6 separate regions of the Homo sapiens genome follow, and regions 1, 2, 4, 5 and 6 are each linked to region 3. A link is a loop called in an ENCODE intact Hi-C map of the cell type or tissue named here. Cell type or tissue: PC-9. All regions are shown on one strand. Region 1 overlaps PARD3 (par-3 family cell polarity regulator). Region 2 overlaps LINC02634 (long intergenic non-protein coding RNA 2634). Region 3 overlaps PARD3 (par-3 family cell polarity regulator). Region 4 overlaps PARD3 (par-3 family cell polarity regulator). Region 5 holds the start of PARD3 (par-3 family cell polarity regulator). Region 6 has its middle 12 kb from the start of LINC02635.

Region 1 (5,000 bases), 54 kb after region 3:
CAAAATTAAAAGTACCTAATCTCCTCTACAACATTCTGTATTAAACACGCATTTATAAGCATGTTCCCCTGCAATCGCAGAGTTCAAAGTTCTGTAGACACCATTCACCCAGAACAGCTTTCCAAACCCTGAGAGTCTGGTGGAGGTGCTGGAAACACCATAAGCAAGCAAAGTCACGGTCCCACGCAGATTACTGGAAAAGCCTTCTAAGAGCAAGAAAAGTCAAATATGGAGAAGAGCGTCCACGTGGCTACTACTGACTGGACACATTTCTATATTTACCATGTACTCTGACAGCAGCTGGGGATGGCAGGATGGCATGGTGCACACCACCAGTGAATTAAGAACCAAACACCCAGTCTGAAAATAATTGTGTTATGCAATAACAGCGGTACAGCCAAATCTATAATAAAACCCCTGTTCTACAACACTTAAATATTAATTTCGGGGCCAAGCGTGGTGGCTCACGCCTGTAATCCCAGCACTCTGGGAGGCCGAGATGGGTGGACTGTCTGAGCTCAGGAGTTCGAGACCACCCTGGGCAACATGGTAAAGCCCTGTCTCTACTAAAATACAAAAAATTAGTTGGGCATGGTGGTGCATGCCTGTAATCCCAGCTACTTGGGAGGCTGAGGCAGGTGAATTGCTTGAGCCTGGGAGGAGGAGGCTGCAGTGAGCCAAGATGGTGCCACTGCACTCCAGCCTGGGTAACAGAGACTCCATCTCAAAAAAAAAAAAAAAAAAAATCAATTTTGGGAGGCAAGCCATAGGTATATGAAAAGGTCACTAACAATACTCAGTTATGGAAATTGTAACTGCCAACCAAGCAGTACATGAATTGAGAAAATACAGAAAACACTAAAGACAAAGAACGCTTCATGAAGAAATGGTCATTTATTTTCAATCAGGAGAAATCTTAGGACAAAGGTGAGGAGGTCAAAACATGCACAGTGAGGCTGGGCACAGTGGCTCACACCTGTAATCCCAGCACTGTGGGAGGCCGAGGCCAGAGGATTGCTTGAACCCAGGAGTTCAAGACCAGCTTGGGCAACAAAGTGAGACCACGTCTCCACAAAAGGCAACATAATCAGCCAGGCATGGTGGTGCATGCCTGTAGTCGCAGCTACTGAGAGGCTGAGGCTGGAGGATTGCTTGAGCCTAGGAGACCAAGGATGCAGTGAGCTGTGATCACACCACTGTACTCCAGCCTGGGCAACACGACAAGACTCTACTCTATCTCAAAAATAAAAATAAATTGGCCGGGCACGGTGGCTCACGCCTGTAATCCCAGCACTTCGGGAGGCCGAGGTAGGCGGATCACCTGAGGTCAGGAGTTCGAGACCAGCCTGACCAACATGGTGAAACCCTGTCTCTACTAAAAAATACAAAAATTAGCCGGGCGTGGTGGCAGGTGCCTTAATCCCAGCTACTTGGGAGGCAGAGGCAGGAGAATTGTTTGAACCCGGAAGGAGCAGGTTGCAGTGAGCCGAGATTGAGCCACTGCACTCAAGCCTGGGGGACAAGAGCGAGACTCAAAAAAAAATAAAAATAAAAAATAAATTTTAAAAAAATGCATGGTGTATTGGAACAACCAGGGAAACAGCCTAGAAACAATACACTCCATCACAACTTGTGGTGTTGTCCTTATTCATCCTTTCTCCCCACAATATACTGATACGTTGAATTGAGCCAGGCACATGTAACATCTCTGCTAGGGATAGACTAGGGCAGAGCCCTTTTTAGACCTGTCTGAAAAAAGCTAGTGCTCGAATCCTAACCTTCATGTCATCATTAATTGTGACGTTTGTTCTAAACAACCTTAAAGCAATGTAATATACCACCAACAGAAACATCAAATGTAAATCCAGAATTTGAGGTTTCAAGGGAAAAAAAGCATTTCAAAAGGCCCCAAATAAATTTTAATTCTAAAATTTTAAGGATTATTTCATTTTCTTATATCCTCCCTCTACTTTAAGTTAAATCCCTTCTCATCCCTCCAATCTTGTTTAATATTAATAGTTACTTAATACATTCCTGAGTGCAGTGCAGCAACACTTCCTGTTTATCAAAAGACTAAAATAAATAGCAGGTCAACAAGACTAGACAAGGAAAACACAAAACTCGTTTGACAACTGGGGCCAGAAACATGTTTGTATGCATGCAAGAGAAACCACCACCTACCTTTTTAGTTAGACCTGCTCGATATCATACAGCAAGCAGATTATTTCAGTATAACCCTCAAACCATGCCCCTCTTTCCTTCTCCCCTCCAAAAGGACATTTAAAGCCAACCAGAGATTTGGGCAATGAATTTATGAACTTTAAGTTCAAGACTTTCAACTTTCATATTACAATGTAGTGATGAATATTACCAATGTGATATGATTAACAAAATTAGCACCTCCTCATATGTGAAATATGGTACTAAAGCCCATTCTTGCTGAAAATCTAGGATGACAAACAACTCACAGGGCAAAACCCATGTGGTTAGGTGGGTGTTTGTTTTGATGCGAAGCCTCCAGTTTTGTTCCTGTCTAGGCCTGTCCCACAGTCATCTGACATTCCTGCAAAAACTTGTCTTTATTTTGGATGGACACACAAGCAATGGAATTGGCACTGAAATTTCAGCTTATGGTGCAGGGTATGTTAGGATACAATTTCCCCCTGAAGTAAATACTGAAACACTGACATGTGGGTTTGTTTTGCTTTTTTACTTTTAAAAATTTGCAAACGGGCACGGCGGCTCATGCCTGTAATCCCACTAGTTTGGGAGGCCCAGGCAGGTGGATCGCCTGAGTGTCAGGCGTTCAAGACTAGCCTGGCCAACATGGCGAAACCCTGTCTCTATTAAAAATACAAAAAATTAGCCAGGTGTGGTGGTGGGTGCCTGTAATCTCAGCTACTTGGGAGGACAACTGTTTGATTCTCTGAGGCAGAAGAATTGCTTGAAACCAGGAGGTAGAGGTTGCAGTGAGCTGAGATCATACCACTGCACTATAGCCTGGGCAACAGAGCAAGGCTCTGTCAAAAAAAAAAAAAAAAAAAAAAAAAAGCCTTGGAAATAATGCCACTGTGTACTATGCCAAGAATTCTAGCCAGGTGCATTGGCTCAGGCCTATAATCTCAGCACTTTGGGAGGCTGAAGCGGGCGGATCACCTGAGGTCAGGAGTTCAAGACCAGCCTGACCAACAAGGAGAAATCTTGTCTCTACTAAAAATACAAAATTAGCCGGGCGTGGTAGCACATGCCTGTAATCCCAGCTACTTGGGAGGCTGAGGCAGGAGAATCACTTGAACTAGGGAGGCGGAGGTTGCAGTGAGCCAAGATCGCGCCATTGCACTCCAGCCTGGGCAACAAGAGCGAAACTCTGTCTCCAAAAAAAAAAAGAATTCTTAACCCACCTAAAATAAGTCATGATAAAGACATCTGCCAGAGCATACACAACCAATCATAAAAACATTCCAAAATTATGTAGTAAGGCTAAATCTACCATAATTTACACAAAATAATTTGCCTTTAATGATTTTCACTCTCAATTAAAAGGCCCAATGTCATGATGAAATAAAAGAAAACACTTTTCAGGCTGATTAGAGGATACTTGGCAGAACAATGAGCTGCATTATTCCAGAAAGGCAATAGAAGTATCCTGAGAATGGTGACTCGTTTGTTCTAAATCTATATCAACTATTCAAAGTAACTTTGAAAAAGCTTACCTAAAGGAATATGATACAGAGACAGAAAATGACTCGGTTATATATAAATCTTAAGCAATGTTACGCTCCTTACAAAGACCAACAGCAACCAAAAGAAATCAATTCCAGAACTGAAGAGACTGCATTCTAAAATTAACAGAATTTTAATATTCAAATTAAGTTATTTCCTTCCTGTACCTCCATCCTGTCTTTGAAAAGAGTTGTGGAGCGAACAGGGCGTAAAGTAAGCTATGTGAAAAGAAGAAAAACCACAGAGACCAATGCCACAGGAATGCTGAAGCTGCACACAGGGTGTGCCTGGGCAGCCGGCAAGCTGAGGGCAGGGAAGGAGTCTGACCCTCTCCTCCAACCCCATAGCCAGCGAAAAGGCAATACCCTGAGAGGGGCTCCAGAGCATCCCCCAGGAGTGCCCAGCATCCACAGTGATAAGCTGAGTGACCAGGGGGCTCAACTACTTGCAGGGTTCCCAAGGGAGCAAGACCCTGCTCTTCCACATTGCGAATCACACACAGTTCCTGTACAGCCATCTCCTGGAGACATAAGATTCCCAGCTCTCACCAATTATGATAAAAATAAAGTGAGATCCATTCAGTTATCTGCTGGAAGATATAACTAAAGCACTAAATACCACTGCTAATCTGAGTTATGTGAAAAATATATATTTTGGGGTTACACCAATACCTTCAATTAAGCATGTACTAAATTATAACATACAAACTCTAACACTAGAAAAACAATGGCTTTAATATTGTCTAAACAGGCTGGGTGCAGTGGCTCACGCCTGTAATCCTAGAGCTTTGGGAGGCCAAACCAGGCAGATCGCTTGAGTCCAGGAGTTCAAGACCAGCCTGGGCAACATGGTGAGATCCCATCTCTAAAAAAATATAATAATAAAAAACACAAAAATTAGCCAGGCATGGCGCCACGTGCCTGTAGTCCCAGCTACTCCAGAGGCTAAGGTAGGAGGACCACCTGAGCCCAGGGAGTTCAAGGCTGCAGTGAGACATGATGGTGCCACTGCACTCCAGCCTTGTGATAAAGTGAGATCCTGTCTCAAAATATATATTTTTGAGACATATATTTATATATTTTTATATATATACTGTTGTTTTATGTATATATATAGACTGTTTATCTATGTATATATAGATTGTCTAAACAGTAACAAATAAGATTTGCCCGTCACCACACTGTCATTCACTCTTGCTATCTCCAGTGGTTATCGCCTGTACAGAAATCAAATTATAGTTTACCTAGTCCAAGTTTTAATAATAAACTGGCTCAATG
Region 2 (5,000 bases), 550 kb after region 3:
AGCTTTGGGACCTAGGGCTGTGGCAACCCTGACGTTACCATCCTGGGCTTGCTTTCTTCCAGGTGTGTATGTAGCTCCACAGATGCTACAGCCACGTAGTCATGGCAGTCAAGAATAACAGCTACCGTGTACAGAGTGCTCACCCTGCGCCAAGGGGCTTCCACATTTAATTCTCCTAGCAGCCCAACAAGTGTTGATGCTGTTACCATTATCCTCATTTTGCAGATGAGGAAGCAAGCTTGGAGAGAAGTTCAGTAGCTTGCCAAAGGTCACATGGCTCAGGACCAAGTGCAGAACCAGGACAGCAAGCCTCTGTCCTGGCGGTTCTCACCCAGTCTGGACCCAAAGGCAGGAAAGTGTTAAGAAACACTTGCTGGCAATGACTCAAGCAGGTGGTGGCTGCAGAGAGAGAGAGCTCTGTGGCTCTGAGTGGCTATGTGTGGGAACACCCAGACCTTCCTGTTCAAATGCACAAAAGCACATTTTCGCTCCTCTCTGGTTTTTCAAATCCCTGATGCTGATCAGGAAAAAATGACTCTACAGTTTAAGGACTAAGGACTAGCTAGCTATTGGAACATCAAAGTCACAGTTATGCTCATTGAAATAGAATCTTACAGCTAAAAGAGGTCTCACCGGTGTAATTTTTTAATTTTTATTTATTTATTTTTTGAGACAAAGTCTCATGCTCGGTCACCCAGGCTGAAGTGCAGTGGTACGATCTTGGCTTACTGCAACCTCCGCCTCCCAGGCTCAAGCGATTCTCCCACCTCAGCCTCCCAAGGAGCTGGAACTACAGGCACGCGCCACTACGCTTGGCTAATTTTTGTGTTTTTTTGTAGAGACGGGGTTTTGCCATGTTGTCCAGGCTGATCTTGAATTCCTAGGCTCAAGTAATCCACCTGCCTTGGCCTCCCAAAGTGCTGGGGTTACAGGCATGAGCCACTGAGACTGACCAACAGGTGTAATTTACTCCTTTCATTTTATAGACAAGAAAACCAAATTTCAGATTGATTTACTTAAATATTGCCAGCTATTGACAATAGACTAGAAATACTCAGATCTCTGAACTAGTGTGATAATCTTTATATTACTGTGATGCCTCTATTTTTCTATAAACTGGATTTTCAACCAGCTTTTGTGCAGCATAGCTTTCTGAGGAAGGATTTGTCCCTGTGGTTTGAATGGACGGAAGCTGGAAGGAAAACCCCGTCACTTACTATGCAAAAGTCCAGCTGGTCTCTGTGACAGCTGGAGGACACAGGAACTCTGCCAGATCTATCTCAGCCACCTCACTTTATGAAGGATGCTTGACCTGTGGTTCAGTCATTTTCTAGGACAAAAGGCTGTTAACAAGATGTACAAGAGCTCTTGCTTTCAACGTTTGTGGAGCTCTCAGAAGCGCTGACTTACAGCAGACCAGCGTGAGGCTTAACTTAGGAATGAACCCTACCTTTTAAAACACAGTTTACTATTGATACCCTTTTTTTTTTTTTTTTTTTTTTTTTTTTTTTTTTTTTGAGACAGAGTCTTGCTCTGTCGCCCAGGCTGGAGTGCAGTAGTGCAATCTCGGCTCACTGCAACCTCCGCCTCTCGAGTTCAAGTGATCCTCCTGCCTCAGCCTCATGAGTAGCTGGGACTACAGGCACATGCCACCACACTGAGCTAATTTTCGTATTTTTAGTAGAGACAGGGTTTCGCCATATTGCCCAGGCTGGTCTCGAACTCCTGACCTCAGGGGATCCACCCGCCTTGGCCTCCCAAAGTGCTGGGATTACAGACATAAGCCACTAAGCCCAGCCACTACTGATAGACTTTTGAGGAGGTGAGAAGCCCAAATAAGGAGGCTTTGGATGAAAGTGGGCTGCCCGGGAGAGGATAGCATGAGTGTGCCTGTTTGTGTCTTCTGTTTTGTGTTCCATACCTCTGGAATTTTCATTCAGTAGGTCTGGGAATTTGTATTTTTAACCAGTTCCTTGCATGTTTGTTTGTTTGTTTTTGAGACAGGGTCTTGCTCTGTTGCCCCTGCTGGAGTGCAGTGGCACAATCACAGATCACCTCAGCCTCCACCTCCTGAGCTGAAGCGATCCTCCTGCCTCAGCCCCCGGAATAGCTGGGACCACAGGCATGTGCCACCACCACGCCAGGCTCAAGTTCCTGGCATGTTTCTGAAGCACTCTAGTGTTGGAGAACACTGAACTCTATGATCTGGGGTTGGGCCTAGCCTAATTTTCCTTTAAGTCATGGATGCTCTTACCCAGCATTTATCCAGCACACAGACTGTTTAATGTCACAGCCACAGCGCCACCTAGTGTATGTGTGACTTCCAAACGGCGTATTTTCTTAGAAACATTAGTCTGTGAACATTTCAAAACTCAACGGGTGGTATTTCTTTTCTGCCATGGACTCTCCAAGTGTATGCCAAGCCCTATGGGGGCAAGGGATTAAGGGCAGTTTTCTCTGATCTAGTTTGGTGAATTATATTCACAGTAACTCTGGGGAGTCTTGGGTTAACTGTGGGGGAGGGGCAATAATTTGACAAGGTTTGGGAATCCTTAAACTATAGAGTTTTCTCTAAGAGTACACAGTTAATTGCAAATAGATTGAATTATTTGACATAAGAACTTTAGACATTACTTCCAGGCCACATAGTTTTAGCAAGTAAGTGACTTTAAAATGAATCCATCTTTTCTCAGCAAAATTACCGGTTTTGCTTTAACTGCATATGAGGGGTTATTTTAGGTGGTTAGAACATAGTGGAAAATGAGGCCAGGCGCGGTGGCTCACACCTATAATCCCAGCACTTTGGGAGGCCGAGCCAGGTGGATCACTTGAGGTTAGGAGTTCGAGACCAGCCTGGCCAACATGGCAAAACCCCATCTCTACTAAAAATACAAAAATTAGCTGGATGTGGTGGTACGCGCTTGTAGTTCCAGCTACTGGGGAAGCTGAAGCAGGATAATCGCTTGCAGTGAGCTGAGATCACGCCACTGCACTCCAGCCTGGGTGACAGAGTGAGGCTCTGTCTCAAAAAAAAAAAAAAAAACCTAGTGGAAAAGAGTTTCAAAGCGTTTTGCGTGTCACTCAGACATGGCTGTGGGTGGCATTTTAGTTCTTATCGTAACCTGTGATCACAGTGTTGGCCTCATGGGAATTGGATGAGCATAATCATATCACTAGAAGTTCTTGGAAAATAAGTATCATTAACTGTGGGAGAGCAGTGATATTTTCACACTCTAAAAAGTATACATATCCTGTTGCTTAGTAATGCCGAGATCAGCATCTGTTTTGTTATTGTAGCTTGAAATATCATGAAAATGTAATTGGAGATGAAGGTGCTGATGGCATTTAGCAATTACTTAGAGGTTAGATTAGTGACATGGTAATGATAATTAGATTATATGCCTTTGAACAATTTCTATTCAGAGACTTTTGATATATGATATTATGAATAAGATAATGTTAGAAATTCCAAATTTTAGAACATTAATCCATCTCAATATTAATTTAAAAATAAATACACATACATACATACATACTTCTTTGGTCAGCCAGAATTTTTTTTTATTAGCCTTTTCCTCACATAACCAGCCAGTGTTAAAATAGATTTGATGTCATGAAGGTTGCAGCTTTTAGGCAGTATAATTTTTTTTCCTGGCATGCATAATTCTGTATTATGTACATGGTTTCATTCATCCTTTTATCCAGATGTCTGAATTGATGTAACCCAGCTGGATTTTATTGGAGTTTAGACCTAGAAGGGTAGAAGACAAATCTACCTTATCAAGGGTATAACATGCCTAACCTATTAGTCTTTCTATTCAAGTAACCTGACTTAATATCATTAAATGCTGGGTTGCTGTTGCTCCAGGAATACAGGATTGTGGCAGTTTGGTGGGGCAGGGAGGGGAGGTTGGAGTACCAGCAGAGGGTTTCATAGAGGGAACACCCCATGTAACAATAGAGAAAGAAGACTGAGTTGCTGGAGGGGCTTAGCAGAAAATCTATGGGAACTCTTCCACAGCTGGTATGGACTTCACGCACCAAAGCACATTGAGATTAGCTGTGGTTTCTTAGGGATTTTCACTACAATCAATTACTTGAATACTTCTAGAGCATTTAGTATCCCAGACACCCCTGTTTCATGATTTTCATTTTAAAATGAGTCAGGCAGTGATTACCTATGTTCTTAAAAATCCATCCTGGATAAAAAGAACTACAGAAACAAAAGAACAAAGTCCAAAGCTACAGGCGCTGTGAAGAGCAGAATGAACAGTGGGTGTGTGCTTGGCTCGAGGAACCATGGCTGACAGCCACCAGACCTGGGTTCTGGTCCTAGCTTTTCTGTTAAAACTCCCTGTGTCGCTTTGGCAAGGTCATTTGACCTCTGTTTGATTGGGAACCTCTGTTTTCTCCACATTGACCTTGACATTTGTGACACTGTGATGAAATTCACAGTGAAATGTAAATTTCAAAGAAGAGTTCATCAGATCTTATTTGTTACCTCATCCCTGTGAACACAGCTTCTAGATTCTTAGTATCAGGTCATGAACCTATAAAATTATCTTTCAGAATGTCTTCAACATCAATATTTTTAATAATCCATTCTGAGGATTGCCCAGCATTTAAGAGAAAAAAGCCTTAGGCTGAAACTGGCCTGTGATGAAGGCAGGGACATCTACTTTGATTCTGGTAACTGGATTAAGATTTTCACACATGAAGACTTTACTTGGGCAAATTTTGTTTTACTTATGTTATTTATAAATGCACCAAAACTGTGACTGAATGAAAATTTTCCACCGCAGGAGTTTCCTCTGCCCTTCTCAACCTAACAGGGCCGCACCAAGTTAACAGAAATTATCACTGGCTTAGAAAAGGTTGTGGTTTTCAGTGTACATTAGGAGGGTTACTGTCCTGTAACCCAGTTTATTATTTTAATATTCTTGAAAGAACTGAAGTAATGAAGGGAGAGGCTATATTTTCTTTAGAAGATTTTTCCATGT
Region 3 (5,000 bases):
CTTTGTAACACGAAGGATAAATGCTTGGGGTAGATATCCCACTTAATCTCATGTGGTTATTAGTCATCACATGCCTGTACCGAAATATTTCTTATGCCCCATAAATATACACACCTAATACGTATCCACAAAAATAAAAAATTTTTAAAAAAAGTTCCTTCTCTACTTCCAAGCATCTGATTTTAGACGAAGATGGAGCTGACAGGCCCACTGAACACAGTGGGGTGGCACCCTGTTTATGCTTCAGAGGTTCCAGAAGTGTCAAACATTTTAAAGAAGCTGTGTCATTCTTCTATTCATCCACAAAACTTTTCATTTCCCCCTCAGTTTTTGTTATTCCCAAAGAATTCTTTAAAAGAAAAAAAAAAACAGAACATGTATTCCATGACCAATCACTGAAATTCTGAAGATGAGGTGCAGTAGCTGGCCCTTGGGTCTGGGTGCTGTCCTTCACGGAGCCCAGGCCTGAATCTGTAGTGTACAATGTTTAGGCGCCTCATTCAACCAGCCCTGGTGTTGCTTCGTCTTTTCGCCTTGGCACTCCAGTTCTGCCTTCTCTTGGCTTAGCAGGTTGGGGCCTCAGGGCCGCAGCAGCACAGGGAGTGTGTCCAGCTGCGATGTTTCCCTAAGGATGACACTCCCTTCCTCATCTCGCTTCTGCCGCCGAGACCAAAGAGACCAGAGGTGGGAGTTCTTTTTAATATATTTGGTTATGTCACTGTCTGAATCAATAGCAAAGGCAATCGAAAACCTTTTTCTTTTTTCTTTTGAGACAGAGTCTCGAACTGTTGCCCAGGCTGGAGTGCAGTAGCGTGATCTCGGCTCACTGCAACCTCCACCTCCCAGGTTCAAGCGATTCTCCTGCCTCAGCCTACCAAGTAGCTGGGATTACAGGTGTGCACCCCCAGGCCCGGCTCATTTTTGTATTTTTAGTAGAGGTGGGGTTTCACCATGTTGGTCAGGCTGGTCTCAAAATCCTGACCTTGTGATCCGCCCACCTCAGCCTCCCAAAGTGCTGGGATTATAGGCGTAAGCCACTGCACCTGGCCTTTTTTGAGAAGGTGTCTCCCTGTGTTGCCCGGGCTGGAGTGCGGTGGTATCTCAGCTCACAGCAGCCTCTGCCTCCCGGGTTCCAGAGATTCTCCTGCCTCAGCCTCCTGGGTAGCTGGGATTACAGGCATGTGCCACCACACCCAGCTAATTTTTGTATTTTTAGTAGAGACAGGGTTTCACCATGTTGGCCAGGCTGGTCTCGAACTCCTGACCTTAGGTAATCTGCCCACTTTGGCCTCCCAAAGTGCTGAGATTACAGACCTGAGCCACCATGCCTGGCCCAGAAACCTTTTTCTTAGTCAAATTAGCAATTGCTACAGTCTGTCACTTCAGACAAGGCTGTGAAGAGGTGTGTGCCGGACAGGTCTTAGCATGTAGAATGTTGAATCCCCTTCTCTGATTCACTTCTCTTCTATGATGGCTTACAGAGAATTTGTAGACAGTACAGAACTGCTTCCTGGTGTGCATGTGTGTGGTGTGTGTGAAGAGAGAGGGAGAGACAGAGACAGGGAGGGAAAGAGAGGGGGAGAGGGAGGGGGATCCTACTGAATAGAGGCAATATAAGTAAAACCACAATTACAAAGTTTTTTTTAAAATAAAAAAAATCTGCCTAACTTTTCATGCCTAATACAATCAAAGTTATTAATAATTAAGATTTCCAGAACGTGTTTATTAAAATAGTAATTCAAATAAGCTAGGGGATAATCATACTAAAAAAGAAATTCTAAGGCTGGGCGCACCTCATGCCTGTAATCCCAGCACTTTGGGAGGCCGAGGCAGGTGGATCACCTGAGGTCGGGAGTTCGAGACCAGCCTGACCAACATGGAGAAGCCCTGTATCTGCTGAAAAAAACAAACAAAAAAAAATAGCCAGGCGTGGTGGCACATGCCTGTAATCCCAGCTCCTCAGGAGGCTGAGGTAGGAGAATCACTTGAACCTGGGAGGTAGAGGTTGCAGTGAGCTGAGATTGTGCCGTTGCACTCCAGCCTGGGCAACAAGAGCAAAACTACATCACAAAAAAATTTTAAAAATTTTTAAAAAAAAGAAATTCTGGGCCTGGCACGGTGCTCACACCTGTAATCCCAACACTTTGGGATGGCGAGGCAGGCGGATCACGAGGTCAGGGGTTCCAGACCAGCCTGGCCAATATGGTGAAACCCCACCTCTACTAAAAATACAGAAATTAGCCTGGCATGGTGGCACGTGCCTATAGTTCCAGCTACTCAGGAGGCTGAAGCAGAAGAATCACTTGAACCCAGGAGGCGGAGGTTGCAGTGAGCCAAGACGGCGCCACTGCACTCCAGCCTGGGCTTTTTGAGACTTCGTCTCAATTAAAGAACAGAACAGAACAGAACAGAACAGAACAGAACAGAACAGAACAGAACAGAACAGAACAGAACAAAAAGAAAAGAAAAGAAAAGATTAGATTCTAGGCCAGGCGTTCACACCTATAATTCTAGCACCACGGGAGGCCAAGGCAAGGGGCTTACTTGAAGCCAGGAGTTTGAGATCAGCTTGACAACCAAGTGAGACCCTGACTCTACCAAAAAAAAAATTAAATTAAATTAGCCAGGCATGGTGGCATATGCCTGTAGTCCCAGCTACTTGGAAGGCTGAAGGCTGATGCGGGAGGATGGCTGAGCCCAGGAAGCTGCAGTAAGCCAGGATTACACCAGTGCACTCTAGCCTGGATGACAGAGCAAGATCTTATCAAAAAAAAAAAAGCCAATTCTCAAAGAAAAATCCCCATTTAAGTATAGAAGGTATATTACTGAACTCCGGCATGTACATATTCATACCATGCTGACTAATTACATGGCTGATCAAGCAGCCAGAAACTGATCCTGATTCCAATTACTATTGAGTTTCTTCATGATACAGAATAAAAATGTCTGAGAATCTCAAGTTCTCCATGCTCCTTGACAAAGCTTAGAAGTTAATTCAGTATTACCACTAGACTCTAGGTGGCACTCGAGGAATTGCTCAAGAAAACCCCGAGCACATTGCCAGATACTTAGGTCCACCCTTACTAACGTCCAGGAGTCCACAAAAGGATTCCTCATGTGTTGTACTTCTGCTTCTGGACTCCTTCGCCTCACCCTCAGCCCTCCAGGCAGGAAGAGAGGGACAGGGCAGGCACACCTAACATGGGATTGACAGTTCCAAAACCTGAAGCCTTCAGTTTTCAATCTGACCTTGTTTGGAGGACCTAATTTGGAAACCAGACCTTGATTTGCATACAGAACCTTCCACCTCACCTACCCCTCCCCCTAAAAAAAAAAAAAAAAAAAATATATATATATATATATATACACACACACACACACACACAAACATACATTTCAGACCTTTTAGAATATTTCAGATATATTCTAAACTTGGCTGGGCACAGTGAGTCATGCCTTGTAATCCCAGCACTTTGGGAGACCAGGGCGGGTGGATCACCTGAGGCCAGAAGTTTGGTATCAGCCTGGCCAACGTGGTGAAACCCTGTCTCTACTAGAAATACAAAAATTAGCCGACGTGGTGGCGCATGCCTATAATCCCAGCTACTCAGTAGGCTGAGACAGGAGAATCGCTTGAACACGGGAGGCGGAGGTTGCAGTGAGCTGAGATGACACCACTGCACTCCAGCCTGGCCAACATAGAACAGGTAGTGTATAACAAGATTATTGATACATAAGTTGAGAAATAGGTTAGAAAATCCAAGAACAAAATCCAAACATTAAAATGAACAAATCATCTGCAGCAAATCTAGATAGCTAGTAGGAGTGATCTTTCTGCTAAAGAAATGCCAATAGGTCAAAAATAAAAGTTTCATTTCTAAAGAAAGAACAGACCAAACCCCAAGTGTCATTCCACAAGGTTTCACAAAGCACATCTGTCAATGTCTAAAGCATCCCAGAGGCAGTGGTGGGGAGATCAATGGTGCCTTTCTCTGCAGTGGCATTTACCACGGTGTTACTGATAGTGCAGGAATTTAAGGCTACAAAATTGTCACCTATTCATCACTGAACCATAAAAACACAATGGGGAAAAAAGATATTTGATAGCCTTTGGCACTGAAAAATGCCTAATGATTTAAGATGATTTTGTTTCTAGCCATATTGGAAAAGTATTTGCTAGATGATTCTAAGCATTAAGGCATTCACATAGGGGTGATATCGGACAAACTCATCTTTCTAGTCCAGGCCAGTAAGACCAGCCCCAAAATTGACAGCCAGCTTGAATAGGCATGGCAAATTAAGCAGAATATAAATATCAGCCACTGAGGCTAATGTTTATTTTTAAATTCCACAAGAAACAAATAATATTGTGATGACATTATTAAGGATAACACATCATGCTAAGCTCCATTCTCCTCCGTGCAGCCTGAAGGAGAAACCATCTGCTGCTTTAATGTTCCAAAGTTACATAAAGGGGAATGAGAAGAAGGGATGTTCTTAAACTAGGGGAAGAGGAGGTGCAGTACACTAATGGTGCATGTCTCCTGCTCAGCCTTTAACTTCCTGCATGGAGTGAGGATGGATACGGATTGTCCTCAAGCGGCCTGAAATGGTCAAGGTGGAAAAATAAGCAAGACAGTAACTACCACGGGTTCGTAAATGCAAGAAAAAAACAGCTAAGCAACAAATAATTCCTCATCTGCAACAACTACAAATGAAAACCATCAAGACTCCAGGACTATGTGCCGAGACAAGCCTCTTTTCTGGCAAATGTCTTGACCTTATCAAAAAAGCTCAGTAAATTTCTTGGCCTTATCAAAAAAGTTCTGTGGTTACTAGCATAAAAATACCTTCCTCTGGAGAACCCTTCTCTTTTCATTATAGTATTGTCTATCATGAGATTTTGTGGGTGCTCTCTACCTGATATAACCTGCTCAGTGCAACTGAATCATAGTCACTGCATCATATCAAAGTTTTGAACTAGGAGTCAGTCATCTATC
Region 4 (5,000 bases), 92 kb after region 3:
GAGGTCATAACTTGGTGTCTGTCTATGCTCAGTGCTACTAGGATCTGGATCTGCTTGTAGTTAGCAGATAACCTAAACTGCCCTCTGATGTTGGCATCTGATCAGCTTCTCAGCAGTTTTCTCATCAAATGATTTCCAAGAACAGTCTCTCCTCAAGAATATGGATACTCAAAGATTTGGCATTAAACTGGGAATTGAGATGAGGAATGGGAAAAAGAAAACATTCCATCCTAAGCATATATAACATGCTTTTTTTTGCCATTTTTCCCCTTCTGTCTCAATCAACCAATTACAAAACTAAAATGATAATGACAAATCAACAAGACAGGCATTAATGTTAAGGCCCAAGACAGGCTGTGCTTACCTGCTTCAAAGGCCACCATATCTGAGAATTGTACCTACTGGCCCCACTTGCTCTAGTTCTGGGGACTAACAGCTTCCCAACAACCATGAAGATGCCCATGGTCCTTTACTCTAGTCTCACACAGGAGCACCAAACTTACAATAAGTTGTTAAACCAAACCAGCAGAGAGAGGGGCTAGGATGCTAATCTGGGTTGAAATCACTGTACAGGTTGGCAGTACCCCTCACCCTCCCTCCTCCAATCTCCCCATGGCAAAAAAATGCACCTTTTTTTTTTTTTTTTTTTTTGAGACGGAGTCTTACTCTGCTGCCCAGACTGGAGTGCAGTGGCACGATCTCAGCTCACTGCAAGCTCCACCTCCTGGGTTCACGCCATTCTCCTGCCTCAGCCTCCTGAGTAGCTGGGACTACAGGCACCCGCCACCACACCTGGCTAATTTTTTGTGTTTTTAGTAGAGACGGGGTTTCAGCGTGTTAGCCAGGATGGTCTTGATCTCCTGACCTCATGATCTGCCCGCCTCGGCCTCCCAAAGTGCTGGGATTACAGGCTTGAGCCACCGCGCCCAGCCAATGCACCTTTTTTTTTTTTCTTATAAAAAAAAAAAAAAAAAAAAAGAGTCAGCTCTGTTGCCTAGGCTGTGGCGTAGTGGTAGTCCTGAACGCCTGAGCTCAAGTGATCTTCCTGCCTCAGCCTCAAGTAGCTGGGACTACAGGCATGCACCACCACACTTGACTAGTTTTTTTACTTTTTATAGAGATGGGGTCTCACTACATTGCCCAAACTGGCCTCAAACTGCTAGCATCAAGCAATCCTCCCGCCTCAGCCTCCTTAAGTCTGGGATTACAGGTGTGAGCCACTACACATAATCAAAGCCATTCATCATTTTAAAGACAATCTCTGTCCTTTGAACCAATAAAATAATCACAGTGCAAAGCTCCGAGTTCCTGGTGAACAGGCTGAAAAGACAAAAGGGAACACTGCTAACAGATTTTTCAACCACTGCTTTCTTCTCCGAAAATTTTCTTCTTTTACTTTTCTGCATGAATCTTAGTTTCAAATTTTAGACTCAAATCACCAAAAGGTACTGTCATCCCCCTAAAAAAAGGTTCTAAAGTCATAAACAAGATAAATAACATAATGTCTTGAATATCTGTGAGGAAAAATTTCTCCTTGATTCCTCTGGTAGGTGCAATGTTTTTTATCCAAATCTGTTTTCGAAGTCTATGACAGCATTTTGCATCTTTTTCTTTACTTAGAGCCTTCATTTATATTAGAACTTCCTCACATCTAAAATACATATTTCCACAATATCTGCACAGGAGGTTCAAACACAGTGATCATGACTGAAAATTATAGTTAATTACTAGTCAGCACTAAAAATAAAAAATTTAAGTTCTTATTCTCATCTAACACAGTATCTGGTTAACAGAAAGTTGCAAATAACTGTGAGGTGTGACATGCTACAGCCTGTCCTTCATCTACCTGTCTTTCCTTTTCCACTTCCTGACTCTTAAATTGTCTTTAAGAAAACATGTCCTGGCCGGGTGCGGTGGCTCATGCCTGTAATCCCAACATTTTGGGAGGCCAAGGCAGGCAGATCACTTGAGGCCAGGAGTTCGAGAGCAACCTGGCCAACCAACATGGCAAAACCACATCTCTACTAAAAATACAAAAAAATTAGCCAGGCACGGTGGCTCACGCCTATAAACCCAGCTACTCGGGAGGCTGAGGTGGGAGAATCGCTTGAACAAGGGAGGCAGAGGTTGCAATGAGCCAAGATCGTGCCACTGGGCGAAACCTGTCTCCAAGAAAAAAAAAAAGAAAAGAAAAGAAAAAAGAAGAAAATACATCCTGAAAACCATTGCAAATTCTACTCATGCCAACTAGGACCATGCCCAGGATTCTGGTCCCCAGTTAACCTCATCAGTGACACATTTTTCTGCCGCTGGTCATAAAATTCAGAGTAAACGATGCCCCATTTTGTCCTTGCACTGGAAGGGTTCTGCTGATGATGCTTCAGTATACTATTAGAAAATTCTCCTCTCTTCTAGATAAACCTGCATCTGTAGACATAAAATGTTTGGGCATATAATTTAATTTCCTAAACCAGCTTCCTTATTGGCAGACTTTGATACTCCTAAAAATGCATCTGTTCCTGACCCCTTTGCAAGCACTCAAAGTATTCATTCTGTAATCCAATATTGGCCTAAACTATGAAATGCTAGAAAATGCTATAATTATCTACATGGGCCACTTTAAGAAAACCTCATGCAATCAGGGCTTAGTACTAACATGAGAAAAGCTAGGATAAACATTAGCTGAGTAAAGAAAAAGTTTTAAAATCACATCAACTTTTTTGGAGTATCCAACAATTTCCACATGCCACTGCTATATGTTATTTTACACATTCTTTTTAACAAATCCCTTCAAGAAAGGTAGTATGCTCCCCATTTTACAGATAAGGAAACCCAGGTTCAGGGAGAGGTAAGCAATTTTTCCAAATAACACAGCTAGAAAGTGGCAGAGCATTATTCCAAAGTCTTTCCACTCCACCACACTATGCCTCATAACCATCTGCAGAAGAGCAGCTTTGGAATGAAGGATATTAGGAGAGGCAAGTGAATTGTCACTGGGAAGTCACTGTGTTGCCCACAATTTCCTTCTTCCTCTTATCACGTCACACTGTCTACAGAAGGACACCTCATGATGAGTCATTTTCTAGTTGGGGCACTCAAGCACTAAGGCCCTTCAACTTACAGACAGTGTAATATGGAAATGTGTTTTAATCCTGGAAGCACTGAGTTTGGATTAATTTCACTTTACTCATTCACAGAAGAAAAAAATTCCTGAGAACAGCTCCTACCTAAAATGCAAGAACTAGAAAAGTCCAAGCCCACCCTGTGAAAGGGCACACCTGGAAGCTCCTTAAGTTGGTGACGGATGACAAGGAAGGTTTAACAGCACAGGAAATTCCCCCATGGTATAAATTATACTAGGTGTGACTGAAACGGCTAAATTAGGTCATGATAGATGGTTGTGTCAGACAGAACAGGTTATGCAAACAAAGACTATGACATGGAGGATGATTTTTGCTGCACAAAAAGAATAGAAAGAGGCGGAAGGAAAAAGCTACAGAATCATAGGCACTGAAGATAAATGAAAACTAAAATAAATGAAGACAAAATTAAATGGCTTCCAGTAATCAAAATTCAATACTGAAACTTTTTTAAAAAGAAAAAAAGAAAAAAAAACTCAATACTGAGAATAGATACAACTCAATGAGAATTGGATATGAAGCACTTTTTTTTTTCTAATAGGAACCAAAGAAATATACTACGGCATAGAAAACTGGCTCAGAACAGGGTATGCAACGGATTTTATTCACACGTGTAAATCTTTAAACTTAGGTCCTAAATGGTCCTATCACATTAGAAGAAAAACAATGTACATAATATTTAATCAATGAGTAAGCACTTACTAGATACACTGTGCTCTTGAGAACTGTTTCACAAGTGGCCTTGCTAAAGTAGAATATCACATTTTAGCTAGAACCACCCAAGTATTTCTAAAAGTGACTGGTATCTATTCCACGCATCAACAAAAGGGAAAAAGAAACTTCTAGAACTTTCCACCTCAAACATTTCACTGAAGGATGATGCACATAGCAATCAAACATTCCGATTTTAAGCAAGTAAAAGAGAGCAAAGAAAAAGTATTCATATAAAACAGGAAGTGAGAGGGACAATTTGAGGCAGCCAATTCAACAGCACATCGCCTAAGGCCAAGGCAGAATTATTTTCAGCAGGCAACATGCTACGCACAAGGATTTCAGCCAGCATAACGTGTGTGCTGCGGTAAAAATACTACTGAAGAGGATTCTTGAATAAAGGCACCCACCATGGCATTTCACAAGTCACTTTATTCCACATGTGGAATAAGAGACAAACTGCCTTATGGCTTAATTTTTAATATCATGTGAAAAGCTCTGCACATACTGCTGCGCTTTCTGATTTTTGTCTACTTTATTAGCTGAGAACACTTATGAATCTAAAAATACTTCGTTTTGGGGAGTGGAATTCCTTTATTCGTATTTGCACATGACTTTACCTGTCAAAATCTTTCACAATGCCACTAGGTATATAGGTTTCAACAAGTTTAGTATAATTCCAATCTTAGCCAACTATATTATGTAAGTAATCTCAATGTGGGAGGCAGCCTCTAAAATGATCTCCCTATCTTCTGGTTTTTATGTCTCTGTGTAAACCCCTCCCCAATCTACCTTTTTTTGGCAGGCGGGGTGTGGGGGACAGCGCAGCGGTGTAGAAACAGTATTTATTATGTTGCCCAGGCCGGTCTCCAGCTCCTGGACTCAAGTGATCCTCCCACCTTGGCCTCCAAAAGTGCTGCGATTACAGACATGAGCCATTATGCCTGGTCCCAATCTACTACTTTTTTTGTTTGTTTTGAGACAGGGTCTCACTGTGCCACCCAGGCTGGAGTGCAGTGGTAGGATCTCTGCTCACTGTAACCTCCACCTCCTGGGTTCAAGTGATTCTTGTGCCTCAGCTTCCCAAGTACCTGGGATTACAGGCACCTGCCACCATGCCCGGCTAATTTTTGTATCTTTAATAGAGAA
Region 5 (5,000 bases), 150 kb after region 3:
CTATATCAAGGTCAGCCTTCCCACCAACCAAGCCCAGTTCAAATCCTAGTGACTAAATGAGACTCCCACACACACCCCATAATGATAGCACCCACCTCCAAAATCCAGAAGCGATTACTGACTGTATCACAGTGGTGCCAATTAATGCTACCACCTCCTGTTATTTATACTGTTATATATTCTTCCTGTCTCCTAGATTATACTTTTTTTTGAAAATTGCACGAATTCAGTCTTATATTTTTTTCATAGAGCATGACTTTTTATACACAGCAGCCCTTCAACCAACCCCACACAGCGCTGCAGCTCAGCACCATGTCCACCTGGAATCACGCGTGTCAGGTCGCAAGCGCAGAAGAACAGATGCAGACACGGTCCATCCTCCCATCCTGCGCCCTCATGAGAACGGTCCATGTAACGCGGTTCCCAATGTCTAGCACCGCACTGTCCTCAGCGAGGCTCCTAATGCAGATGGGTGGATGAGGATGAACAGCTATTCCCAACCATCAGTGATCACAACCACAAAACCATCTTTCAGGAGAGGAAAAAAGAAATGTCACACATGACTAAGCATAAGCCTTCAAATATCTACTCACTGAGGACATGTCTAGTATTAAATCATGACACTTCACTATCCAGAAAAATTGATTTGTGTAATCTGAAGAGAAAACAGCTCACATGCAATGCCAGAAAATTAGCCCCACCACACCAGAAAATGTTTACTGCAGAGAAAGCCTTGGTGATTTGAGAGTTGGGACCTTTCTCTTTTCCTTTTTATTTTTTATTTTTGGCTTGGTTGGTTATTATCCAAAGCCATAAACATGATCTGCCCACACTTTTCCCCACCAGATGGGAGCTCATCAAGCCACATGTCACCTAGCAACCTAAACACCACTCCACAACTATCCAGCCACCCAATTCTTCACACAGAATTTCTCTTGTTCTATTAGGCAATACGGATAAGGAACAGATAGAGAATAAAAGTTAAAACAGTGTTAAATACATATTAACACTTCCTCATCACTTAATATAGAATGGGAAAAGTAGTAAGAAAGACTAAAAATTAATCTTAATCATTGTCTAGCAATTTCAGAAGAAAAACGAGAAAAAGGAGACCTAGAAGACACTCCAGCTCTGGCAACATTTAAGGGTCAACAATCTTGGGATCCAATGACTGAACTTGGTATACTGCAAAGCCCCCGTTAAAATTCACCTACAGAACTCTAAGTTGTACTTAAAGAGCATGTAAGTGTTGGAACCCCTGACCCATCTCTGACCCTCCCTCTCATCTCCAACTCCCATGTCACTATCACCCTCCCTTCCTTCAGCTCATAGGCCCCTTTTCTCTTTGTGACACCTTCCCAGACACCCTTAAAAAACTGCACTCCCTTTTCTACGCCCTGTGAAACAACCACTGCTAATCGTTAATAAGGACCAGGTCCGTGACCAAGGCCCTGCACTCTAGCCACCCAGCATCCCAGAGGCCACCTCTTCTCCCCATGTCATCACCAGCTCCTTCACCTGGAGGACCCCGCAGCCTCTTGCTCAGCTTCTCACAGCCAGTGGGTCCCTTAGATGTCCAGCACCCAGAACAGTGCCATGGACACAGTCAAAGCTTCAGAATTTCTGTGGAACGAATGCCTGGAACAACTACATTTGAACTACTGCCAAACAGGCAGTTCAGCCTATGTCTATTTTGTGCAGGATGAAACATGGGACACAGTAGGTAAAACAATTTTAATCACATAAAATTAGTAAAGTGAAAGAAAATGTTGACCACCCTCTTCCTATTCAGGAGCCTAGACGTACTGCAGAGTGCATATTACTTTATTTCTCTTTCCTTGCACAATTTGTTTTGTTGGTTTCCAGAGTGCCTGAACAATTTGAGTACTCTTTTGGAACATTTAAAGCATAAACTGTCACACATAAACAACACTTAAAAATGCTAAATGTCCATTTAGATGGTTTTCTTTCCCTTTGTCAGCTTTGCAAGATAAACAGGTGCCCAATTCCCACTAATTTTATTTGATTTTCAATAAAAGAGTTCAACTGTAAGGAACATAACAGAGCTACTAAAGCCAACGTCTTCCATCCTTGTGTCGGGTCTCCAAACGTCCCCCAAAATTATCTTTAAAAGGCCAAATTTATGCTATTTTTTCCAATATATACTAAAAGCAAAACAAAAGTCTAAAAAGCTTTTACTTCTTAATTTCTGAGAGAACTGAAGATGCCACCGGAGTACCCTGTGTACGCTCAATAGGGCTGACCAAGCCACTTTCCAACGTCATTTGCAGCCCCCAAGCCCACAGGGGCCAGGCCACTGTCGGGAACAAATGGGAAATACTGCACCCAAACGAATGCGCTCCCCACCAAAGAGGACTCTACTACAAAGGAAATATATCCCCGGGTGCTTGGGAGAAACTTCAGCGTGGGCTGTTGTCAAACACAGACACAGTCGGTAAAACAATTTAACAAAACGCCTTTTCACTTCTGACACACAGTAGAGGAATGCTGTGAAGTGGAGACAATGTTATCAGTCCACCAGGAAAAAGGGAAATCCACTCAACTCCCAAGTCAGGCCCGGCCCCGCAGCCCAGCCACATGGAACCAGCCCGGGATAGGTAGGAGCTGAGGTCCTCGCAGGAAAACTTTTCATTCCGCGACTCTTCCAAGGTTGTGCTTTCCAGAGCCCAGCAAGTGGGATCAGCTCAGTAAATGCTCGCAAGCGAGTGCCAAGTGCCAGCGGTGGCCCTCCCGGGAACGCCTCCCCGACCCCAAGCCGGCGACTCCCCAAACCCTGCAGCCCCCGGACGCGACGGGCCGCCCCTGCCGGCCCCTACCAGCAGGGGACATGGAGGAAAAGCCCCCCGCCGCTGTTCCGCCCCCGCCCGAGTAAGGGAGAGGAGGCAGAAGGCTCGCAACCCGCCTCTGTCGGAAGGGCAGTCACGAAACTCTCCTCACACCAAAAGTTCCCAGTCCCCGGCCTGTGCCCCCGGGGCCTGGGAGCCGGGAAAGGCCTGGGGCTGGATTTCCCGGCCTGCGCCCCCCGCGCGCTGGCTCGGGGCTTGGCTGGGTCTGCAGACTCCGGGGAGGCGCCCAGGGCCGGCCTATGCGCCGCTGCCCGGCTCGCCCCGCGCTACCGAGGCCGGAGCTCCCGGGCGGAGGGTGAGGGCGGGGGCCGCGGGACCCGGCTGGGTGTCCCAGAGGCTGCGCCCCGGCCCGCGCAGAGAACTTTGGCGCCCGCAGTCCGGGGCGGGGGGCGCCCGCGAGGCCCGACCGGCCGCACTTTCCCTTTCCCCGCCTCCCTGCGCCTCTCCTCCCCCTTCCAGGAAGCGCCATATTGATCCCGGCGCCGTCCCCGCCGCCGCCCCCTCCCCGCCCGCGCCCCCGGCCCCTCACCTTGGCGATGGCCTTCCGGTAGCGGGTCACCGCCTGCTGGATGAGGCTGAAAACTTTCATGTGGCCGTCCCCGCACGGCACGACCACCCGGGTCCGTCCGAAGCACACGGTCACTTTCATGCCGCCGCCGCCGCGGGCGGGCCCGCGCCCCTCGCCGAGCGCAGCCGGAGCAGCCGAGGCCGGGACCGAGGACGCTGGGCGCGGAGGAGCCGCTGGGGACTCGGGCGCGCGGGCGGCTAGGGGCGCGGGCAGGCGGCGGCGACGCCGGGGGGCCGCTCAGCTCGCATGCCCGGCCCGGCCGCCCTCGCCTCGCCTCGCTTCGCCCGGGGCTTGCCTCGCCTCTCCCCGCCGCGGCGCCCGCAGCCTCCGGCCACCTGTTCGGCGTCGCGGCGCGCTCGCCGGCGGCTGCCCGGGGCTGTGTGGCGCTGGCGCTCGCTCGGGGCCGCTGGGGGAGGGGACGGCGGGAGGGGAGGGGAGGGGAGGGGAGGGGAGGGGGAGGAGCAGGGCAGGGCACACAACACCGCGCACATGCGGCAGGGGGAGGCGCGGCCGGCTACCCGCGCGGGGCGGAGCGCAGGACCGCAGCTCGCGCCCCCGCCACCGCCCTCGGGGGCCGACCTCCTTCCCTCCTTCCCTCCCTCCCTCCCTCCCTCCGGGGGCGCGGGACCCCTCGCCCCAGTGCCAGCACGGGCAGGCGGCCGTCTGCCCCCACCAGCCCTGGCCCAGGCGCCCCCCAGCCCCCTTCACCCCGCCCGCCCAGCACCCTGCAGGGCTGCGTCGCCCCTCCTCGGGGACGCCCCTTCCACGCCTCCAGAAGTCTCCACGGAGCCCCCCTTCCCCTTTCTTTGTCACTTTTAATCCCATTCCTCGAACTGGAGGGTTTTGGGTGCAGGCGCTCCCGGGGAAAGCAGTTTGTGCTCAGTGCGGTGAGTCCCCTCCTCACCGCCCCGGAGGCTCCAGCCCGAGCCTCTCCGCCCGCGGGGACTCGAGCCTGCAGCTTGCTCGGCTGGGTTTCTGCCCTGCCCGCTCCCTAGCTCTGCTGCAGGGCCGGCAGCGGCAGTTCTGCCTGAAACGCAAGAATTAATAGTCTGCTCTGGGGAGACAGTGGGGAAGCCGTGAGCGACCGGGCCTTTTCCAGAGGCCACTATTTACCTTGAAGTTTCCTGTTGACCCTCTGCTGACCCACCCGCTTAAATAGATTAGAACTTAAACATCGCAATTCTGATACATTTATTTCTTTGAAGTTCTGCAGCATAAGGAATCCTAACGCGAATCCGTGAACAGTCTATTCCGACGGCGCAGAGAAATCTCACGCGGGGATCCCCACGATGTGCCGGCGCTTAACGCAGACGCCCGAACCCAGGGGAAGGCTGCGACTCCGCGATGAGTGACATGCGGGCTTGAGACGTTCTAAAGGAACGTGGACCGAGTTAGGGAACGTAACTGAAGCTCATTTTGTCTTAGTTATGGACTATGAGTCCTTAATAAATGTATGTCATTATGTTTAAAGAATGACAAATGTCTGCAAAGAGTGGTCCCTGTCCCAAGCCCTTTCCAGACTATGTGAAATTCTTTTTTGCCAGTTGTTTCCAAGACACGTGAAA
Region 6 (5,000 bases), 290 kb after region 3:
TTTTTATAATTTGCAGCAATGTTTTCACTATGGAAGCTCTTTTCCCTAACCATCCATTTCCAAAAGTGAATTTCAACAGAAAAAAACACAACGTACATCAGTCACCAATGTGCCCAGGGTCTAATTTGTGAATAAAAGAGTAACTGGACTGGGGTCAGGCCCTGTGTGCATTTGGGATGTGGTGGGGGCTGCTCTCTCTGCTGAGTGCCAGAGTGAGGGTAGTTAGCAAGTCAACGAGGAGAAAAGGAACTCATGCCTTTCCACTCTGGGACAGTGAAAGTGAATGTGGACTTGACACTGTATGGTGTCCCCATTGATCAGTGATCTTTATTTTTTTATTTTTATTTATTTATTTATTTATTTTTGAGATGGAGTTTACTCTTGTCTCCCAGGCTCGACTGCAATAGCATGATCTTGGCTCACTGCAACCTCGGCCTCCCAGGTTCAAGCAATTCTCTTGCCTCAGCCTCCTCAGTAGCTAGGATTCAGGCACATGTCACCACACCTGGCTAATTTTTGTATTTTTAGTAGAGACGGGGTTTCACCATGTTGGACCAGGCTGGTCTTGAACTCCTGACCTCAGGTGATCCGCCCACCTCGGCCTCCCAAAGTGCTGGGATTACAAGCGTGAGCTACTGCACCCGGCCGATCAGTGATCTTTATACCATTAAAACAAACAAACAAACAAAAAACTGTGAACCTCTAAAGTTAATTAAATATAAAGTTGTTCTGGAAAGTTCTCCCTTGCCCTGCAGATTCCATTAAAAGCATTCCTGGCTGAGCACAGTGGCTCACACCTGTAATCCTAGCACTTTGGGAGGTCAAGGTAGGCGGATCACTTGAGGTCAGGCATTCAAGACCAGCCTGGCCAACATGGTGAAACCCCGTCTCTGCTAAAAAGACAAAAATTAGCCAGGTGTGGTGGCGCGTGCCTGTAATCCCAGCTACTCCATAGGGTGAGGCAGGAGAATTGCTTGAACCTGGGACATAGAGGTTGCAGTGAGCTGAGATCGCGCGACTGCACTCCAGCCTGGGTGACAGAGCGAGAGTCCATCTCAAAAAAAAAAAAAATCCTTGCAGTTCCTCCTGGGCTTCCACTTTGTGTTCCGTGATCTGCCATCCAGCTGACATGGAAGCCAGACATGCCCAAGGGAGCCCCGGCTGCCTGTGGCCAGTTCACTCCAGTGTGTCCGTTTTCAAAGGTAACACAGACCCCTGCTGGGCTGATGCTGCCCTTTAGAGCTCTCTGTGACAAACGGTCCTTTCTTCCTGCCCCCGTTCTGTTCCTTTGCTCTCCAGGGCTGGTTCATCACAGAGCTTCTCACACCAAACACAAAGCTTTAGATTAGGCAGGTTGTTAAAAAAAAAAAAAAATATATATATATATATATACACATATATATATGCATACATATGTGTGTGTGTATCTACCTATCTATCTATATTTATATATATATAATTTTTTTTTTAGCTGCAAAACTGCTATAAAAATGCCACTGGGTGTATGCAACTTCTGCCTTCCTTCATGGCCACCTCTCCCTGGGGAGAGTCTCAGCCAGCTCTCTGACCAAAGACTCAGTGCAATTTCAGAGGACTGCTGTTAGGATCATCAAGTTTCAAACGTTGATACAGATCTGGATCTTCAGGGCCCTTGGGAAAGGGGAAGTGAGGGGTATGAGCTTGTAAGAAGGCCCTGGGGAAGAAGGCACCAGCTTTCCAAGGGCCTTTCTTTCCTAATTAAAGACATAGCTCCCTGCCTACCCTCTACTTAGGTGCGGCAAGTGAGATGGCTTCTCTGCAGCCCTTAGAATAAAGGAGTAAGAGGAAAACCAAAGTTTCCGAGAATGTTCCGCCTACCCCTCATGAAAATGGCAATGCATCCTATTGCTTGATAATGCTAGAAGTTGGCTCTATTTAAAAACCACAAAACCTTTTTTTTTTTTTTTTTTGAGTCAGAGTCTCACTCTGTCACCCAGGCTGGAGTGCAGTGGTGCCATCTCAGCTCACTGCAACCTCTGCCTCCTGGGTTCAAGCAATTCTCCTGCCTCAGCCTCCCGAGTAGCTGGGACTACAGGCACCCGCCACCACGCTCGGCTTTTTGTATTTTTAGTAGAGATGGGGTTTCACCATATTGGCCAGGCTGGTCTCGAACCCCTGACCTCGTGATCTGCCTGCCTTGGCCTCTCAAAGTGCTGCGATTACAGGCGTGAGCCACCACGCCCGGCCCACAAAACCTTTTTCTTTTTTATACTTTTTTCTTTTTTGAGACGGAGTTTTGCTCTTGTCACCCAGGCTGGAGTGCAGTGGTGCAATCTCGGCTCACTGCAACCTCCACCTCCCAGATTCAGGCAATTCTCCTGCCTCAGCCTCCTGAGTAGTGGGGATTACAGGTGTGCACCACCATGCCTGGCTAATTTTTATATTTTTAGTAGAGACAGGGTTTCACCATGTTGGCCAGGCTGGTCTCGAACTCCTGACCTCAAGCGATCCGCCCTCCTTGGCCTCCCAAAGTGCTGGGATTACAGGCATGAGCCACCACACTGCATAAAATTCTATTGAATAGTTCCCCATAAGGTAAAGCCACTTTCCCAACAGAGCATTTAAAACCACTTCCATTCCCAGCATCTCTCACCACTAAGGGATGGATTTGGGGGGTAGGTTTCACCTATCACCTGAACTTTTGTCCCTCGTTGATTTGGAACTGAGTGGAGGGAGGCAGCGTGAGAGGCCTGCGTTTTGCAGGTGTTGGTTGTGGAGTGCAGGCTGGCCTGCCGCTGACGGCTGGGGCAGTGGCCATCTGGCACAGCGGTCCCTGGTTTTGGTAGTGGCTGTCATTCCCTTGGTGGCTATTTCTGAGTGCACTTAGGAACCTGTGTGGAAGCACAGCCTAGAGTCTCCCTCTTCAGGTCTCCCCATGAGTCCTGCAGCTGTAGATATTTCTGTTTTTATTTTCTTTTTCTTTTTCTTTTTCTTTTTTTTTGTTTTTTGAGATGGAGTCTTGCTCTGTCACCCAGGCTGGAGTGCAATGGCGCAATCTCGGCTCACTGCAGCCCCCGTCTCTCGGGTTCAAGCGATTCTCCTGTCTCAGCCTTTCAAGTAGCTGAGATTACAGGCACACGCTGCCACGCCCAGCTAATTTTTTGTATTTTAGTAGAGATGGGGTTTCACCGAGTTGCCTAGGCTGGACTTGAACTCCTGAGCTCAGGCAATCCACCCGCCTCGGCCTCCCAAAGTGCTAGGATTACAGGCATGAGCCACTGCGCCTGGCGATATTTCTTAATAAATTCATGTCTTGCTGAGTGTGGTGGCTCAAGCCTATAATCTCAGCACTTTGGGAGGCCAAGGCAGGAGGATCGCTTGAGGTCAGGAAATCAAGACCAGCCTGGGCAACATAAAAGACCCTATGTCTGTTTTAAAAAATTTAAAAATAAATAAATAAATAAACTTGTCTTGACGCTCGAGACCAGCCTAGGCAACATAGCCAGTCCCCCATTTCTACAAAAAATAAGAAAATTAGCCGGGTGCAGGGGCACATGCCTATAGTGCCAGCTACTTGGGAGGCAGAGGTGGGATGATCACTTGAGCCCAGGAGTTTGAGGCTGCAGTGAGCTATGATTGTACCACAGCACTCCAGGATGAGTGACAGGGGGACACCCGTCTCTAAAAGTAAATAAATACATAATAAAATCCTGTCTTTTTTTTTTTTTTTTGAGATGGAGTCTTGCTCTGTTGCACAGGCTGGAGTGCAATGGCGCGATGTCAGCTCACTGCAACCTCCACCTCCCGGGTTCAAGCGATTCTCCTGGGTCAGCCTCCTGACTAGCTGGGATTATAGGCGCGTGCCACCGCACCTGGCTAATTTTTGTATTTTTAGTAGAGACAGGGTTTTGCCATGTTGGCCAGGCTGGTCTCAAACTCCTGACCTCAAATGATCTGCCCACCTCGGCAGGTGAGGAGAGTTGATGTGAATTTCAGGAACACAGCCCGGGGCCAGGGCCATAGGGGGATGAGTGTTGGGCCTCCAGCTCCTCACACAGAGCTATCCTGCCCCAAACCACCCAGGGCATTTTTTGCCACCAGCTCCTGCCTCTGGATAATGTTTTTTTTTTTTTTTTTCAGATGGAGTCTTGCTCTGTTGCCCAGGCTGGAGTGCAGTGGTGTGATCTTGGCTCACTGTAACCTCCACCTCCCAGGTTCAAGCAATTCTCCTGCTTCAGGCTCCCGGGTAGCTGGGATGACAGGCGGGCACCACCATGACCAGCTAATTTTTGTATTTTTAGTAGAGTCAGGGTTTTACCATGTTGGCCAGGCTTTGATCCACCCACCTCAGCCTCCCAAAGTGCTGGGATTACGGGCATGAGCCACCGCGTCCAGCCTGCCTGTGGGCATTTTGTCTTTCTCCCTCTGTCCCCACTCTCACATCCCACCTCACATGCACAGAAGCTATTCCCTCCACCCTTCTTCTGTGCTTATTCTTGGAAAAAGACACAACAAACCCATGTACACTCATGCTGGTGATAAGACTGTTACCTGCTCCCCAGCAAAGCCTAAGCTGTGGTCACAGTTACAAAGGCCTATGGAAATCCAGATTTTTGTGCATACTTTTCTGATTTTTGTCTGTTAAAAACCAACCAGTGTGTGTTAAAATATTTTGTTCATGGGCAGCCTCTGGCCCACAAGACAGGGGAGAACGCCATGTGACAACAGAAGGTGGGAGGGACCTGTCAGAAGCCAAGGAATGCCAAACATGGCCAGCAAACCACCAGAAGTTAGGCTGAGTCAAGGAAGGGTTTTCCTCTGCAGGCTTCAGAGGGAGGACGACCCTGCCAACACCTTGATTTTGGACTCCTGAGCTCCAGAACCAGGAGACAATAGACTTCTGTGGCTTTCAGCCATTCAGTTGGTGGTGTTTTGTCATGGCAGACCAGCAAACAAACACAGATTTGATACTTTATGTCCTCTGGCCAAAGGTCGGACTTTAAGAAGTCACAGGGAGGCAG

Evidence for each region. Hi-C counts contacts between places; a loop is a spot of excess contacts. Peaks named below come from ENCODE experiments on the same cell type or tissue, not always from the same donor. Only the 100,000 strongest peaks of a DNase experiment are listed, where the experiment ranks them.
Region 1: it touches region 3 in a loop (2.6-fold over the local background); 21 of 110 quality-filtered maps call a loop at or near these places.
Region 2: it touches region 3 in a loop (15-fold over the local background); 16 of 110 quality-filtered maps call a loop at or near these places.
Region 4: a loop joins it to region 3, with 3 times the contacts of the local background. A loop is called at or near these places in 3 of 110 quality-filtered maps.
Region 5: it touches region 3 in a loop (8-fold over the local background); 54 of 110 quality-filtered maps call a loop at or near these places.
Region 6: it touches region 3 in a loop (13-fold over the local background); 42 of 110 quality-filtered maps call a loop at or near these places.

What each region holds. Positions count from the first base shown.
Region 1 is chr10:34,717,424-34,722,423 of GRCh38, forward strand. All of the region lies in intron 1 of PARD3 (par-3 family cell polarity regulator), which reads right to left. Among named protein-coding and RNA genes, the nearest start is that of PARD3, 95 kb to the right of the region's middle. In PC-9, no CTCF peak of the experiment used is centred here; DNase peaks (open chromatin) are centred at 2,098 and 3,938; H3K4me3 peaks cover 365 bases; H3K27ac peaks cover 3,341 bases.
Region 2 is chr10:35,216,350-35,221,349 of GRCh38, forward strand. It overlaps LINC02634 (long intergenic non-protein coding RNA 2634), which reads right to left. Exons shown (of 3, transcript XR_930819.3): 3 at 3,540-3,751. Among named protein-coding and RNA genes, the nearest start is that of LINC02634, 26 kb to the right of the region's middle. RefSeq lists a silencer at 2,346-2,395. In PC-9, CTCF peaks have their summits at 2,300 (motif pointing left) and 2,501; a DNase peak (open chromatin) is centred at 2,302.
Region 3 is chr10:34,663,452-34,668,451 of GRCh38, forward strand. All of the region lies in intron 2 of PARD3 (par-3 family cell polarity regulator), which reads right to left. It also overlaps the pseudogene RPL37P18. Among named protein-coding and RNA genes, the nearest start is that of PARD3, 150 kb to the right of the region's middle. In PC-9, a CTCF peak has its summit at 3,045 (motif pointing right); DNase peaks (open chromatin) are centred at 3,040 and 3,480; H3K27ac peaks cover 2,334 bases.
Region 4 is chr10:34,755,521-34,760,520 of GRCh38, forward strand. All of the region lies in intron 1 of PARD3 (par-3 family cell polarity regulator), which reads right to left. Among named protein-coding and RNA genes, the nearest start is that of PARD3, 57 kb to the right of the region's middle. In PC-9, no CTCF peak of the experiment used is centred here; a DNase peak (open chromatin) is centred at 3,051; H3K27ac peaks cover 2,914 bases.
Region 5 is chr10:34,811,480-34,816,479 of GRCh38, forward strand. PARD3 (par-3 family cell polarity regulator) reads right to left here and starts at 3,817. Exons shown (of 25, transcript NM_001184785.2): 1 at 3,397-3,817. The coding sequence starts at 3,516. It overlaps PARD3-DT (PARD3 divergent transcript), which reads left to right and starts at 4,289. Exons shown (of 2, transcript NR_108043.1): 1 at 4,289-4,322; 2 at 4,641-4,943. RefSeq lists silencers at 3,056-3,335, 3,856-4,025, 4,116-4,165. In PC-9, no CTCF peak of the experiment used is centred here; a DNase peak (open chromatin) is centred at 2,532; H3K4me3 peaks cover 2,701 bases.
Region 6 is chr10:34,958,334-34,963,333 of GRCh38, forward strand. No RefSeq gene overlaps it. Among named protein-coding and RNA genes, the nearest start is that of LINC02635, 12 kb to the right of the region's middle. RefSeq lists enhancers at 567-1,067, 1,068-1,568. In PC-9, a CTCF peak has its summit at 2,919; no DNase peak of the experiment used is centred here.